Linked DNA regions of Mus musculus: regions 1 and 3 are each linked to region 2. A link is a loop called in an ENCODE intact Hi-C map of the cell type or tissue named here. Cell type or tissue: gastrocnemius. All regions are shown on one strand. Each heading gives the region's core, and the rest is flanking DNA. Links, peaks and the distances in the headings are about the cores only.

Region 1 (5,493 bases), core at 174-5,173, 120 kb after region 2:
CGATTTGGTTCCTCTGCTTCTAGAGTTTCCTGATTAATTATCTGCGTTGAGAAACCACGAAGCCTCTGGGATAGAGGAAGAAGAGGTAAGCAGACAGGAAAACGCCAAGCCAGCAGTAACACAACTTTCATACGATCCAATTCTAGGAAAAGAACAGTGGCTTTCTACAAACTCCACTGATTCACAACAGTGGACATGTCTTTTAAAAAGGTCTCACATTGCATGGGACTTATCTGCAATGAAAGGTATTGAGGTTTGTGGGTTCATTTCTTTCAGTACTGGGGACAAGACTTAACTAGGAATGCCAGAGCTAAGTCCTCACCCTCTTCCCCCTTTGAAATATAAGGGAACACCTGCAGGGCCAACTGTCACCAATATCTAGGGCTTAATATTCCTCAAGATCTGAATGGCCTTTCTCATTAAAACAAGATATCCCACCAGCTAAATGTATTGATAAATGCAAATTCAGGATTTCCAGGCAGATACCTGGAGCCTGTGGAATGGAAGCATTGGCAGGCTAATTGAGATGAGCTCTAATTGTCTCTAGTTACCTTTTGAGGAGTCGTCACCCAGAGCAATAGCTGTCCCCTTAGGTGTGATGGGTCTCTCCCAGCGCCCTTCCAGTCAGACCTGCTGCTGTTCTGCTTGCCTTGCGTCGGTGGTTCGGCCAGGGCTACCAAAGTTCCTACGTTCTTTCCGAAACCAGCATTGGTTTTTCCCCCTTGGCAAGGCAAAGAACATGAGTTAAGGAAGCGTCTTTCCCGCTTCGCGTCCTTGCCCGGGCTGCAGAACACTACGCAACATTAAGGTGAAGGGTTCCCAGGCTCGTGTTCTCTTGCCAGCGTTTGCCCTTCGCCCTCCGATCTTCACTCCTCCATCACCCTTACCCTCTCTCGGCTCAGCTTTCCCCTTCTCTCCGCACGTGGCGAACCCACGACTTTGCACTAGTATTTAAGACCTTCCCCAAAGCCCACACCGAGAGGCTCACCCCGCCCCGCCCCTTCCAGTCCCGCCTCCAGGCGACTGAACTCAGTCTCTCCGGCCCTGCCCAATCCCCGCCTCGCCCGGCCCATCCTACACCCGCCCTGCCCACCTTTGAGATCTCCACATGAGGGCAGCTGGCCCGCAGGCCAGCCCGGCCCGGCTCGGCTCGGCTCGCACCTCCTGACTTGGTGACAGCGGGACAGCAGGACCCCGCCCCCTACCCCCGCCCTCCCGGGTCCCAGCGCCGCCATGTTTACTAAGGGCGGATGGAGCTGCCCGGGCGTCCGCACCGGGCTGAGGGTCATGCAGTAGCTCAAGGCAACTAAGCGCTAACTGGACAGGCCTGCGCTCCAGGAAGAATGGAGAGATGGTGGGTCTGTCCACCGCGAGCAAGCGCAGGACAGGAGCTCAGAATTCCGCGAGCAGCCCGAACCTGCGGGCAAATTACGCCTCGGGCTCCACGGCTCGTGCCCCGGGCGGACCAGGCCACGCCCCAGAGTGACAGGATTTGGAAGCTAAGCCTCGCCTCAAGGCTGGCGCGTGACACGCTGGGGGCGGAGCCTCGCGCTCGGTTCTCGCGAGCTGTCAAGACGGTGGAAAGCAGTGGGAAATGGCGTCTCGGGAGTCAGGCGGCTCTCGGGCGGCCGCCCTGCTCCTGGTTCTGGGCGTGGAGAGGGCCCTGGCTCTACCTGAGGTACAGAAGAAAGTTTGAGATCTGGCTGAAGAAGGTTGCTGGCCGTCAGCCCGGAATCCAGCTCGCCCGCCGGTGTCTGTCCCTTTGGCCAGTCGGAAGCTCAGATTTTTGTCCCTGAAGCTTCCCCGGGCCCTGTGCCTGCGGGGATGGTGTTGTCCAGTACTCACGTAGTGCAGGCCACTAGCACCTTCGCCCTGCCCACATTCAGAGTCCTTTGAAATTTGATCTCCTTGCTTTTGAATAATTTTAAATAGTGCTTCCCAGACGAGTCCCAGGGTTCTTCTGCCAGCTCTCCTTGCACGAATGCTGTGCGTGGTGCAATGGCACGACTATCTATCTATCTATCTATCTATCTATCTATCTATCTATCTATCTATCTATCTATCTATCTATCTATCTAAATATATAGTGATGCTTGAGTACGCTGTGTACCTGCAGCCCTTTAACACTTGCCAAACCATGCCTGTCAGGTGGAGAAGTCTCTGGAGAGGACACAGTATAGTCAAGTAATAATGCACAAACACGAGGATCTTCTCTCGTACAGTGCGCTGATTTGGTGCGGGGGTTTTAAGGGAAAAAAATGGGTTCTGTTTACAAAAGGCACTTTTCCGCTTTGCATTATGGGAATTCTGGAAAGGCTACTGACTTGTTCTTTTTTTTTTTTTTCTTTCTGGAGTCTTAATCAGGTTTCTTTCTCTTCTGCAGATATGCACCCTGTGTCCGGGAGGTATGCACAATTTGTCCAGAGTGGCTGCTTACTGTGAGGATACATCGAAGCTAATGCAGGCCCGATGCTGCCTGAATCAGAAGGGCACCATCTTGGGGTGAGGGAGGAGAAGACATCCTTGAATATTCTTTTGAACTTTTTAGAGTTCCCAGACTGGAGTCTACAGACTTGCCTAGCAGGCTCTGGGGATAAATATTAGTACCTAAGTGGAGACATTTAATGCTCGATTCTAAACATTTGAATTTGATGATTTTTCGATAAGTAAATGATCTTTTGATTTTTTTTTCCCTGAATGACAAATCATAGTTTTTGCCATTTTATAGGCTTTTGTGGCTTCATTTAAAATAGTTTTATTATTAAGTCTTTGTATTATTTTTACTAAAATACATTTAAATTTTTCTTCATTTTATTTTTTTGTTTTTAATTGTGTCTGTCTGTCTGTCTGACTGTCTGGGTACAGGCACTTGAGTGCAGGTGCTGGAAAATTTCAGAGGCCTTGGATCCTCCTGGAGCTGGAATGATAGGCAGTTGTGAGATACAGTGTGGGTACTGGGAACTAGACTCAGGTCTTCTGTAGGAGCAATACTGGCTCTTAACTGCTAAGCCATCTTTCCAGCCTTTAATTTTTTTTTTTCCTTCTTCTTCTTATTGTTGTTCTGGGTACTAGGAAATGAACCTAGGACTTTATGCAAGCTACCTTTTTTGGATTTGCTTTTCCTTTTGTTTTCTTTGAGACAGAGTCTTGCTATATAGCCCTGCCTATCCTGGTACTATGTAGCACAGGTTTTGGTCTCAAACTCATATCATTGCTGTTACAGCTTCCCAAGTACTGGGATTACAGGGGTGAGCCATCACATCTGGCTCTTTTCAGTATTTTGACACATGATCTCACTAATTGCCCACACTAACCATGAACTTGTGATCCTCCTGCCTCAGCTTCCTGAGTAGCTGGGATTACAGGCTTGCAAAAACATATATATTTTATGTTATGATTTTTGTAGTTTGTAGGCACACAGTAAATGGAAAAATAATTTGTTGAAGTCCTTTTTATTTGGTTGGTTTGTCTTTTCTTTTTTAAATTTTTATTTATTTATTTATTTATTTATTGTGTATAGTGTGCCAGAAGAGGGCACCAGATCTCATTATTGATGGCTGTGAGTTACCATGTGGTTGCTGGAAATTGAACTCAGGACCTTTGGAAGAGCAACTTAAGAACTTTTAACCTCTGAGCCATCTTTCTAGCCCCCTTGGTTGGTTTTTCAACATAGAATTTTTCTGTCCTGGAGCTCCTTCTATAAACTAGGCTGGTCTCAAACTCAGAGATCTGCCTGCCTCTGCCTCTCAAGTGCCAGAATTAAAGGTGTGCACCACCACAAGGCTTGGAGGCTTGAAATCCTTAATGTACAGGCATTTACAGTTACCTGTAACATAAAATCTACTTGGGCCAGGCGTGGTGGCACACTCCTTTAATCCCAGCACTTGAACCCACCCACCCCCCCCCCCCAAAAAAAAGAAAGAAAAAAAGAAAAAGAAGAAAGAAAATCTACTTGGGAAAACTTAAGTGATTTGCCTTTTTTTCCTTTCATTTAACACCTCTGTGTGCAGTTGTAACTTCAGTACTTGGGAGGAATATCAAGGTAACCCTCAGCTACTTAGTGAATTTGAGGCTAGCTTGGGTTACATTGAAACCTTGTCTCAAAAGAAAATGATCTCTGTGGGGATGCTGATCATTCTCTCTAATCCAGCATTTGAGAAGCTGAGGCAGGAGGATTGTCACTCGGTTGAGACTGACTCACTCTCTCTCTCTCTCTCTTTTTGGTTTTTTCGAGACAGGGTTTCTCTGTGTAGCCCTGGCTGTCCTGGAACTCACTTTGTAGACCAGGCTGGCCTTGAACTCAGAAATCCGCCTGCCTCTGCCTCCCAAGTGCTGGGATTAAAGCACTCAGGGGCAGTGGGAGACAGATCTCTGAATTTGAGCCTAGACTTGTCTAAAAAGTGAGTTCCAAGACAGCCAAGGCTACACAGAGAAACCTTGTCTCAACAAAACAAAACAAAACAAAACAAAATCTCTGTCTGTGGCTTGGTGCTAGGACTTGCCTGAAATGCACAAGGCCCTGACAACAGTAACTTCTGAGTGTAAGAATTTCAGTAAAACCTACTAATCCTGGAGGGAAAAAAACCCACAAGGCTTCTTCCAGTATTTGCACAATGCATGGCTCTACTGATTAGAGCTGGAGAGATGGCTCAGCAGTTAAGAGCACTGAGTCCTCTTCCAGAGGTCCTGAGTTCAATTCCCAGCAACCACATGGTAGCTCACAACCATCTTTGGTGGGATCTGTTGCCCTCTTCTGGTGTGTCTGAAGACAGTGACAGTGCACTCATATAAATAAAATAAATAAATATTAAAAACAAGAAACTGTGTGACCCAATAGAAATTCCAGTTGCTGACTGAAATGCTACATATCTGTACTAATCAGCACAGGATCCAAGGTTTTATGTGTTTGAAGTGTTGCTTTTGAGAGTGAACTTGAATTTTAGGTAAATTAAGATGTCTACATGTAGCCAGGGCTAACTAGATTGGCTACTACATGATTACAATGTCTGCTACCATAGCCTTAACCTTACAGTTCTGAACATAGATATTCCATCAATATTAGCTTAAGTAGGGGATGAAAAAGAGGCAGAGTTGACACTGATTTCTTTGTTTCTTCAGGCTAGATCTTCAGAACTGTTCCCTGAAGGATCCTGGTCCAAACTTTTTACAGGCTTATACTGCTATTATCATGTAAGTGGTTATATATTTTCCTGCCCAAAAGATAAATATGGTGATGGGAAATAACTCTTGAGAAGGTAGGTTAATATTAGCATCTAACCTTGTACAACTGAGGATAAGGAGTGGGTTACTGGCCCAGGACAGCACATATAAAGGCTAATAGAAAACTTCTGCAAACAGAGCGCTAACAGTGTGTACTTTGCAGAGACCTTCAGGCAAATCCTCTCAAGGATGATTTGGCCAACACCTTCCGTGGGTTTACTCAGCTGCAGACTCTGTGAGTAATACAGGAAGGGAGAGAGTGCTGATGTGCTA
Region 2 (5,493 bases), core at 116-5,115:
TCTAGAGTCAGTTCCAGAGTTTCGAGCCTGCAGCATGGCGTCAAAGAGCTGAGGTTTAGGCCCCTTCAGAGGAAGCCGAATGTGTCAAAAGGGTGTATCTCAAAAGTGAGTGGGCATTCCCATACTAGAGGTGACTTTCAAATTGGGCAATCTTTTTCATCTATCTATTAAGCAAGTGGTGATTGGCAGCAACTCCAATCAAGGACGTGCACACGGTACCTCAGGTAGGGAGAGGAGAAGCTGAGGAGAAAGGTTTATTGCCCTCTGGCCTGGATCCAGGCATATTCACATACATATCTCCAACTGCAGAAGGCCCAGGAGACCAAGGACTTTTATACCCAGAAAGGCTCGCTCATGCCACTGGTGAGGATGGAAGGCACTCTACTGCACTACAGAAAAAACACATGTTGTGTGGCCAAGGCCACCTAGACCAGCCAAACAAAAACTCTTCCTCAGAGTGCCAGTTTTGACCTAAGGGATGACGTGGGGAGCCTGACTCAGTAGGGTGTTCTGTCAGTTGCAAGCTCCCAACTAAGAGACTAACTAAAGAAGCTTTGTAGTTCGATGTGTGCTCCCAGCAAGGGGCCTTCTGGGAAGTGTAGTCTCAGCAAGAGGCCTTCTGGGAAGTGTAGTCTCACACACTCATTCTGGAGGACGTGGTTTCCAAGGAACATGGGGCTGGCTTCTTGTCACATGTTGTAATTGTGTTTATCCTTGGATAATTTAACACGGACACACACCACCACCAACAAAAAAGGACACCTAAGCAAAGTAGGACAAGGCTCACCTCACCGTAGGGCTCAGAGCTCTGTGCTCCCCAGCCTCCTGCCATGCTGCTGGTATCACTACTAGATACAGGGTCCCTAGCTGTCAGAGAACCTGGTACTGGCTGACCTCCTTTTTTCCCTTCCTGTCTTGTAATGTAGGAACCTGCCAGATGTGTCTGCTAAGGACTTTGAGAAGGTCGATCTGACCCGGTTCAAGTGGATCCACATTGAGGCAAGCCCTTCCCTACCTGTGTTTCTAGGGGCTTAGCCTGTCAGGCCCTTCTGCATGGTCAGCCTCTTCTGTAATTTCTTTGAACCATGAAATATGGTAGGGATACTAAATAGCTCTCCCCATCCCTCTCCACTCCTGTGTTTTCCTATGAGGAAACTGAGGCCCAGAAAGAGAGATACAGGGGCATACAATCACAGATAGCACTGGGCAGAAGACCCCATTTTTGTGTTAGGCTACCTCCCTCCTGGTATCTGCCTTTGCTGACTTCTTTTACTTCTCAGGACAGGAAGGACAGGAAGGAGAGGGTCTGGAGGGAATTAGAACTTTCTTTCCAAGGGAGAAGTTTTGGGATCAAGATGAGAGGAAATCTTAAGAAGTGCAGGCATCCACTCCTTGTCTCATCATTTGACTTAGTCTTCAGGTTGTGTCCCTCTCCCTCTCCATCTCTTCTTCACTTTTCCTCTCCTTTCCCGTCTCACCTCCCTGGTCCTTCTTTCCCTCTTTGTCTCATTCTTGTTCTCTCTGTGTGTTTTGTTTGTTTGCTTGCTTGCTCTTTGTTTGACACATGGTCTGGCTATGTAGACCAGGCTGGCCTTGAACTTACAGAAATCTGACTGATTCAGTCTCCCAAGTTCTGGGATTAGAGGAGTGTGCCTCCACACCCAGCCTTTTTCTTTTTTGCTTCTTTTTCTGTCCCGCCTTTCTAGTGTTTTACTATGTAGCCCAGGCTAGCCCAGAATTCACAATCTTCCTGCTTCAGCCTCTCAAGTGCTTTGTTCACAGGCATGTATGTCCAGCATCTTTTATTCTTCAGTCTCATTTGGGAAATGAAAAATTTGGCCAATAAGGTCTCCAAGGTCCATGACAGTCCTAGAATTATGTAGCTGCAATAGTGCTCCAGCCCAGCTTCCTCCAATCCCTCTCCCTGCTCACCCAGAGGTCCATCAGGGAGGAAGGAATGAACTCTTTATCAGCTAGGCTCTGAGCTGCCCTGTCCTGCCCCAGGGCCGGAATGCATCGGAACAGGTGAAGATGCTGCAGCGGATAGAGGAGCACAATGCCAAGCAGCCTCTGCCACAGAAGGTCCGGGTGTCGGTGGAGATAGAGAAGCCCCGTGAGGAGCTCTTCCAGTTGTTTAGCTATGGTGAGGTGGTAAGTGTCCTGCAGCTCCTCCTGCCTATCTCTAGCTAATTGAATCTTAGAGCTAGAGAGGACCCTAGTCCTGCCTACCAGCCTCTGAGTGACAGCCTAGCAGCTCCCAGAAGACCACAGCTGGGAGGCTGGAGGTGACCCAGAAGTAGACTTTTCCCGCTCAGGTGAATCCACAGGTGTACGGCGGACAGGGCTCAGACAGCTATGGGCGTCCCTTGTTTGTCTGCTTTAGTCTTTCCCTCTGCAAAAGAAGGAATGACTGCTCTCCGAGTTACCAGTTTTTCCCACTTAGATGGCATGTTGTGAGGGCCAGTAGCAATGAGAGGAGGATGGGAAGGAGACTCGTACAAGGAAAACTTAGGCCAGAGTGTAAAGGGTATCACTGCTAAAGCTGGTTGGACAGTGTCCAGATGTAGTTTGTTGGCCTTGTTGCCCAATTAAAAAATATGGCAGACTGATCCCCATTCCCCCAGAACTATTCTAGGGACTCTGTCTTGAAGCCACTGTGGAGAGAGCCTTGTTTTACAGATGAACCCACTCTGCAGGGCTGGGCTGTGTGGGGAACAGATGAAACACAGCTCACTCTTGAGAGTCAGTCTGGCTTGACTTCACCCCAAGATGGCGCTCTAGGCTCTTTCTGGGTTTTGAATTCCCTCATGCCAGAATGAAAATACCAGGGCTACAGTATCACAGTTCCCAAGGCTGTATTTTGGCACAACTTAAGCAAACATAAAACGCGTACCTGTGGGTCAGCAAGAAGCCACACTAGGGACTTACGTGACTGAGTTGGAGGAGTTGTGCTATAACCTGGAGTCAACACCAGGTTGTTGGTAGTGAGTAGCAATTAGAGGTGACTACCAGTCTCTTTCACTGCCTACAGGTGTTTGTCAGCAAAGATGTGGCCAAGCACCTGGGGTTCCAGTCAGCAGTGGAGGCCCTGAGGGGCTTGTACAGTCGAGTGAAGAAAGGGTGAGTTGGGAAGCCAAGAAAGGGTCTGAGGGGTCTGGGGGATGACGGGGACTAGCGCCGATCTGTGTGAGTCTTACAGGGCTACGCTTGTCTGTGCCTGGGCTGAGGAGGGTGCCGATGCCCTGGGCCCCGATGGTCAGCTGCTCCACTCAGATGCCTTCCCACCGCCCCGAGTAGTAGACACTCTTGGGGCTGGAGACACCTTCAATGCCTCTGTCATCTTCAGCCTCTCGAAGGGTGAGGTCATCACCATGCAGCCAGGGCAGGGCTGGGCCTGTCATGCTCCCAAACACCAGGCTGAGCCTGCTATTTGTCCTTTCTCCAGGAAACAGCATGCAAGAGGCCCTGAGATTCGGGTGCCAGGTGGCTGGCAAGAAGTGTGGCTTGCAGGGGTTTGATGGCATTGTGTGAGAGGCAAGCGGCACCAGCTCGATACCTCAGAGGCTGGCACCATGCCTGCCACTGCCTTCTCTACTTCCTCCAGCTTAGCATCCAGCTGCCATTCCCCGGCAGGTGTGGGATGTGGGACAGCCTCTGTCTGTGTCTGCGTCTCTGTATACCTATCTCCTCTCTGCAGATACCTGGAGCAAATAAATCTTCCCCTGAGCCAGCTTTGTCTGTCTGTCTGTCTGAGTGGGGTTTTGTTTGTTTGTTTGTTTGTTTTTTTATTGGTTTTCTGTTCGAGATAGGGTCTGGTCGTGAAGCTTAAGGTTGATCATGAACTTGAAACGCTCCTGTTTCAGCCTCCCTGTGCTGGGATCCCAGGCCTGGCTCATTCGCCCTCGTGGATCTTCACCCTGCTCTGGTTGGAACTGAGGTTCTGACACTACACTCCAGCAACTTTTCTCTTCCTCCTTCTTCATTCTTTAAATAGCCTCACCCACTAACCCAGCGGGGAGGGCATGCAGTCCAAAGCAGCTGGCGTGCTCCCACCTCCTGTCAGCTGTGCTCCCACCTCCTGTCAGCTGTCATCAGAGGAGTTTCATCCAGGTCAGGGAGAACAGACAGCCAGAGAAAAAAAGCCCTCCAGACTCTTTGAGCCATGCAGACTGTGTTAGCTGTGGTGGTCAAGGAGCCTGCTTTCTGGGTTTATGGGTCTCTGCTCAAACTACCTTTTTCCATGGGTTTCCCAGGAACCTAAAAGCCCCCAGAGGTTATCTTTAGTGAAATTGGTACTTCGACCACAAATGTAACCTGACACAGAACGCTGCCACTGTGCCCCCAGAGATTATCTTTAGTGAAATTGGTACTTCGACCACAAATGTAACCTGACACAGAACGCTGCCACTGTGCCTTGGTGAGGTTAGAACCAGATGACGCGTCAGGATCAGGTTCTAATGTGAGATCTGGGACAACTGGATAAAAGCACAGGCTTCCTTGTCACACAGACACGAGTTGAAGATGTTTAATTAGGGCCGGACAGTGGTGGTGCACGCCTTTAATCCCAGCACTTGGGAGGCAGAGGCAGGGGAATTTCTGAGTTCGAGGCCAGCCAGGAGTGAGTTCCGGGACAGCCAGGACTACACAGAGAAACCCTGTCTTGAAAACCCAAAAAAAAAAAAAAAAAAACCAAAAAACATACTTAATTAGGTGTGTGCCACCTTAGGGCGCATTGCTTAACTCCATTCTCTTCAATCTCTCATCGGTCAGATGGAGTTGATGTTTGCCTGGTCATAGAATCATTGTGAGGATAAAAATCAGACAAAATGCTATCTTAAAATGTTAGCCTGGGGCTGGCAAGATGGCTCAGTGGTTAAGAGCACCAACTGCTCTTCCGAAGGTCCCGAGTTCAAATCCCAGCAACCACATGGTGGCTCACAACCATCTGTAATGAAATCTGGTGCCCTCTTCTGGAGTGTCTGAAGACAGCGACAGTGTACATATAATAAGTAAATAAATCTTTAAAAAAATGTTAGCCTGGTGTCTGGTGTGCTCAAGGTTCTCAGAAGGAGGAGGAGGAAGATGAAGAGAAGAAAGAGGGAGAAGATGGTTATTAATGCCATCACTAGGACTGGGGATCCATACAGGGAAATGGGGACCATTGTCTGCCTAGAGTTACACAGAGTGGAGAGGGAACTCCAGGGGAGTGCTGTGCTCCAAGGATAGACTAAGCTAGCTAGCTTCCTTTCTTCTTCTTTTATTATTGTTATTATTATTATTACTACTATTAGTTATAGTAGTAGTAGTCATAGTAGAAGTATTTTGATTTGATTTTTTTTTTTGAGACAAGGTTTCTCTTTATAATAGCGCTAGCTCTCCTGAAACCACACTGTAACCACCTGGCCTCAAACTCACAGAGATCCCCCTGCCTCTGCCTCCTGAGTGCTGGGATTAAAGGCGTGTGCCACCACTGCCCTCTCTTCCTGGGCTTGT
Region 3 (5,493 bases), core at 174-5,173, 69 kb after region 2:
TTATTGACAGCACTTGGAAAGCACATCTCTGTGAGTTCAAAACTAGCCTGGTCTACAGAGTGAGTACTAGGACAGCTAGGAGTACACAGAGAAGCCCTATCTCAAACAAAACACAACACAACAAAACAAAAACAAAAACAAAAAGAACACATAAAACCCAGAAACAAATAAATAAAAATAATTTTTAAAAAAGCTTATTAGCCAATTCTTATTGGCAGTCTAGAGGATATTGATAGAACCTAGTAGGGAAACCCCCACTCAATTCCCAATTCTGTGGGCACCCAAAAAAAATCACGAAGGACCATCTTGATGTAATTACATGAGGACGTTTAATGACGTAGCTCCGGACCGACATGCATCCCACACAGGAGATAACGGATGTCGGCCATGAGGCTCGGAAGCTAGGGGTTTTTATGGGGTGAGGGGCTTAGGGGTGTGGAATTCAGCATAGCGACACACTATTGGCTTATTCAAACATCAGCAGAAAAATTACATGTACGTGCAGGGTGTCAGAGTTCTGTGAGTTGTTGACTCAGTTCAGATAGCCCTGCTATGTCTTCACAGTCCCCTTTATCTTATGGTCAAGATGTTCCCAGGAATGTTTTAACAACAGGGCATACCCAGGTTTGTTTTTCTTTATTCTCAGCCCCAGGCAGCCTCTAGGCTCACAAACAACCAGCAATTTCTGTGTACTTTATATGACTTACAGGTCTTGAAATTTCATCTTTCTTTCAATATAAGCCATGTTTTTTGGCTGGCCAGTTCTTTCTGAACACTTCAGATGTTTTACTCTGCAGATCAGGCTGGCCTTGAACTCATGAAGAGCCACCTGCTTCTGCCTCCAGGTGCTGGGATTAAAGGCATGCACTATTAGCACACTTGGCTATGGATACTTCCACTGCCCAGCTGCACCCAGAATCCTTCTCTGAAACAGAAGTAGAACCCAGAGGAAGGAGGCTCCACGAAGGGCTTCCACATTTTTGGTATAGATGCCACAGGGCTTAAGTGAGGACATCCTGCACAGTCACAGGGACTGGCACCATTAACAGTTGCATCCAGCTGTGTAGTGATGGCGCACGCCTTTAATCCCAGCACTCGGGAGGCAGAGGCAGGTGGATTTCTGAGTTTGAGGCCAGACTGGTCTACACAGTGAGTTCCAGGACAGCCAGGGCTACACAGAGAAACCCTGTCTCGAAAAACCAGGAAAGAAGAAGGAGGACGAGGAGGACGAGGAGAAGGAAAGAAGGAGGAGGAGGAGGAGAAGGAGAAGAAGAAGGAGGAGGAGGAGGAGGAGAAGGAGAAGAAGAAGAAGAAGAATTGCAGCCAAGTTCCTGGTGTCTGTGTTTATGATGGCAATGTTCTAGATGTTTTATTCTTTGTGCTATTTCTGAATGTGGTTTATGGCTTTAGTTATGGGGGTCAGCACTGAACCTGCTCTCCTGTCCTCCCAAGAATTATCTTTATAATAAACAGTTTTAAACTGTCCAACCACTTACACCTGCTGCTTGCAAACAAGAACCCTGTCTGAGATAGGCATATATATATATATATAATTTTTTTTTTTCCGAGACAGGGTTTCTCTGTCACTTTGTAGACCAGGCTGGCCTTGAACTCAGAAATCCTCCTGCCTCTGCCTCCTGAGTGCTGAGATTAAAGGCGTGTGTCACCACGCCCGACTCCAATATATTTTTGTAGGAGGGGAAACGTCTGATGATTCTCCTTGCATGTACTTCTGTGCCACTGTGTGTAAATCCACATGGTAAAATGCTAGGGCCCTGGGGATGGAGAGACAGCTCAGAGACTATGGAGCACTTCTCGCCCTTGCAGAGAACCTGAGTTCCATCCCCAGCACTCTGGGCTAGAGGTTACAGCAGCTGCTGGGAGGAGTGAGCTGGAGAAGAGAGAAAGCGAGGCCTTTTGAGTAAGGACCAGCAATGGCGGTCTCAGAGCAGCTATAGCAAAGGGGGAGGTCTTCAGAGAAAACAGTGGGAGAGCCCAGAACACCAGAACAAGCAAGCTCCAGTCTCCTGCTTCTACTTCAGAGGACAGGAGTTCAGCTGTCACATGGTGACAACCACCTGTAACTCCAACCCCGGGGGTACAGCTCCCTCTTCTGGCCTATGTTGGTACCTGCACACACTCACACAGACAAATACGGGTAAATTAAAATAAATCTTATAACAATAATTCAAGTTAAACACATGTTTTGCATCTGAACCTGCTTGTCTCTTGGAGGTTCTCAGCTACAGCACAAAGGAGGTCAAAGGCTAGTCCCGTCCATATTTTTATATTGGAGACCCTTGCGAACAATCCAGACAGAGCAAGGGCTCTTAGGGACTGTGAGAAACTCAAGAGCAAAGTTCACAGGGAGATGAGATGGAAAGTCACTTGTGCTTGGTTCTGGGTCACCCAGGAAAAGCAGTTTCTAGTTCTTTCTTGTGTATATTTGTGTGTGTTGGGGGAGGGATGATTTCTGTTCGATCATTATTCAGGACCATGCAATTGAGACAGGGTCTCACTGTGTAGCCCTGGCTGTCCTGGAACTAGCTGTGTAGACCAGACTGGCCTGGAAATCACAGATTTCCACCTGTCTCTGCCTCTGAGCACTAGGATTAAAGGCATGTACCACCACCACATGGCTAAAAATATTTTGGGGAGGGGTAGAGAGATGGCTTAGCAGTGTGTCTGAAGACAGTGTATGTATGTTTGTATAAATAACATAATAAAATCTTTAAAAAATAGTTTTTTCAATAACAGTTCCTCAACCTTCACCAAATTTTTTTTTACCAAGTGTGGTAATGCATACATTCTCTGTTGTTTTAGTTTTTTTGAACCAGATCTCACTATGTAACCCTGGCTCGCCTTAAACTCTCAGAGATCTGCTTGCCTTGACTCCTGAGTCCTAGGATTAAATCCTCTTGCACCTCCGTCCCCCCATTGTGTTCAAGTGACACTTGGCTTTAATCTCATTTTTCATTCAATAGGCAGAGGCAGGCAGATCACTGTGGATTCAAGACCAGTCTGGCTGAAGTCGTGAGTTTCAGGTCAACCAGGGCTACATAGTGAGACTCTGTCTCAAAAAAAAAAAAAAAAAAAAAAAAAAAAAAAAAAAAAAGCTAGAGCTGGGCGTGGTGGCGCACGCCTTTAATCCCAGCACTTGGGAGGCAGAGGCAGGTGGATTTCTGAGTTCAAGGCCAGCCTGAGCTATATAGAGAAACTGTGTCTCAAACCACCTCCCCCCCAAAAAAAAAGCTAGAACAAAGAAAAATTCTGAAAATAAAAAAATTGAGAATTTTCCCTGAAGAAGCTATATGTGTTGGTACACACTTGCTACACAAAAAACATAACTCAAAAAATCTTAAATGAACACAACCGTGTATTCTGGAGCTATTTCGAGTGACCACAGTTCAGTAACACACATTTAGGTTACCACAAATTCTGTGTTCTGATGTGGAAACAGTTTCATAGTTTTACAGAATAAAGAAAGTCCCAAATCAAGGCAAGTTTAAAACACATTTGTGGGTACATCAGAGAGGCAGGCACAGAGAGATTGGGGAAGCTTTCTATAGCCCAAGATGCTATATGGTGAGATCTTAGCTTCTGGGTTGGTGGAAGCTGAGGGTCTCTGTAAGAATCAGGGTCACTTATGGTGGATAGGACAGCTTCCTGATCTTCCAGAGGACCTGGGCACCGTTTCCAGCCCCGACACCAGGTAGCTCACATCGACCTAGAATGCCAGTTCCAGGGAGCTCACTTAGGCACACACAGAACCGTGTAAGTAAAATTCCTTTTTGACCTAGATCGGTCAAAGAATGGCGAGCGGTGAGTAAGGGGTTTGCATGGGGCCATGGCAGGAATCTAGGAAAATGAGTTATTTGAGTCCTGGAATGTTGTTTACTGTGGTTGGGAGTGTGTCACTGTTCAGGAATTTTTAAGAGTAGAGTAGCTGTGACTGACTGCTACGTTAGAGGGCAGGCATTATTTTCCTAGGGGGTTCAGAGGTTCCATTAGGGCTAAGCACTCAACACTGGCTTTGAAAAGAAGCTCCTTGGGCCAAGGCTGAGAGCAGCTCTGTGCTGTGGGTGGAATGATATTTAGAAGGCTGTTTGGCTGCATCTCCATTTAACAAAACAACACGGGTAGCTTCCCTCTAGGGCCTGCGACCACCTGAGCTACAGGCTTTCTCTAGGTTTACAGAACCAACTGTGAATCTCTCCCATGAAGGAGGCCTCACTCCAAGCAGAAAGCAGTTGATGGCCACTGTAGCAGTCCTGTCACTGTCAGGGGCACAACCTGCCTGGGGAGTCAGGCTTTAGCACCCAGCACTCACCGTGTGGTAATATCAGTGACTTTTCTCCCTCCATAGCCTGCATGCACAGTGCCTTCTCACACTATGAAAGCCAGCCAGCAGGGAAGAAACTTTTAGATCATCGAGTTACAGCCTCAGCACTTTTACATTTTAATTCATACTTTTTGTTTGTTTGACTGTTGTTCTGGGGATTAAATTCATTGCAACCACTGTAGCATCTGAACTACACCCCCATCTCTGTTTTCATGTTTTGAGGCAGTCTGGCTGACCTGGTACCTACTATGTAGATCAGCCTGACCTCTAACTTTTAACAATCCTCCTGCCTCAGCTTCTGAAATACTGGGATTACAAATATGCTGTAGCCCAGGCTGGCCTTAACCTCCTTATGTAGCCAAGAGTGACCCTGACTTCTGTTCCTCTTGCCTCCACCACTGTGATGATAGACCTACAGACATGTGACACGTGACACGTGACACAGCTGTTTTTATTTTTGAGATACAGTCTAGTTCATTTGCCCAGGCTGGCACTGAACTCACTCTGAAGCCCAGACAGACTTTGAATTTGTTATCCTCCCAGCTCAGCCTTCCAACTAGATAGGATTACAAGTCTCAACATGCAGAGTCAGCTTTTTTTCTTTTTTCTTTTTTTTTTTTAAAGATTTTATTTATTATACATAAGTATACTGTAGCTGTCTTCAGATCTCACTATGGGTGGTTGTGAACCACCATGTGGTTGCTGGGATTTGAACTCAGGACCTCTGGAAGAGCAGTCAGTGCTCTTAACCGCTGAGCCATCTCACCAGCCCCGCCAGCTTTTTTTCTTAATAAAGTATTGAAATGAGATCTGTATGTGTATCATCATGTTGTTAGTAGATTCACAGTACTGTGTGGTGAAGTATGCCGAGGATGTATGAAGTGTACTTTAGCTGGGCCTGATGGAGAAGGCTGTAACCCAGCTATTCAAACAACTGAGCAAGGCTGGTGGCTCACAACTGACTATAATTACAACCCCAGGGAAACCATCGCCCTCTTCTGACCTCCACAGGTACTGCACACACAGTACACAGACATACGTGCGGGCAAAATACCCATATACATAAAAGACAAATAAAATTAAAACCTTTAAATTTTTCAAAAGAAAGAAATTGAGAGAGGAGACCAGCCTGGTAGAATTTTCAAGACCCT

Evidence for each region. Hi-C counts contacts between places; a loop is a spot of excess contacts. Peaks named below come from ENCODE experiments on the same cell type or tissue, not always from the same donor. Only the 100,000 strongest peaks of a DNase experiment are listed, where the experiment ranks them.
Region 1: a loop joins it to region 2, with 2.9 times the contacts of the local background. A loop is called at or near these places in 2 of 42 quality-filtered maps.
Region 3: a loop joins it to region 2, with 5 times the contacts of the local background. A loop is called at or near these places in 23 of 42 quality-filtered maps.

The regions. Positions count from the first base shown.
Region 1 is chr5:31,047,079-31,052,571 of GRCm38, forward strand. Slc5a6 (solute carrier family 5 (sodium-dependent vitamin transporter), member 6) reads right to left here and starts at 1,001. Exons shown (of 18, transcript NM_001360022.1): 1 at 888-1,001; 2 at 552-721. Atraid (all-trans retinoic acid induced differentiation factor) reads left to right here and starts at 1,562. Exons shown (of 7, transcript NM_027855.4): 1 at 1,562-1,678; 2 at 2,384-2,502; 3 at 5,119-5,190; 4 at 5,384-5,455. The coding sequence starts at 1,595. In gastrocnemius, for the core only: CTCF peaks have their summits at 2,479 and 3,541 (motif pointing right); DNase peaks (open chromatin) are centred at 1,187, 1,530 and 2,444; H3K4me3 peaks cover 2,796 bases; H3K27ac peaks cover 3,142 bases.
Region 2 is chr5:30,927,517-30,933,009 of GRCm38, forward strand. Khk (ketohexokinase) reads left to right here. Exons shown (of 9, transcript NM_001310524.1): 5 at 927-999; 6 at 2,005-2,151; 7 at 3,032-3,120; 8 at 3,200-3,357; 9 at 3,446-3,732. The coding sequence ends at 3,531. Among named protein-coding and RNA genes, the nearest start is that of Khk, 8.7 kb to the left of the region's middle. In gastrocnemius, for the core only: a CTCF peak has its summit at 2,765 (motif pointing right); DNase peaks (open chromatin) are centred at 2,772 and 3,486; H3K4me3 peaks cover 914 bases; H3K27ac peaks cover 1,708 bases.
Region 3 is chr5:30,996,429-31,001,921 of GRCm38, forward strand. No RefSeq gene overlaps it. Among named protein-coding and RNA genes, the nearest start is that of Tcf23, 30 kb to the left of the region's middle. In gastrocnemius, for the core only: a CTCF peak has its summit at 2,123 (motif pointing left); no DNase peak of the experiment used is centred there; H3K27ac peaks cover 484 bases.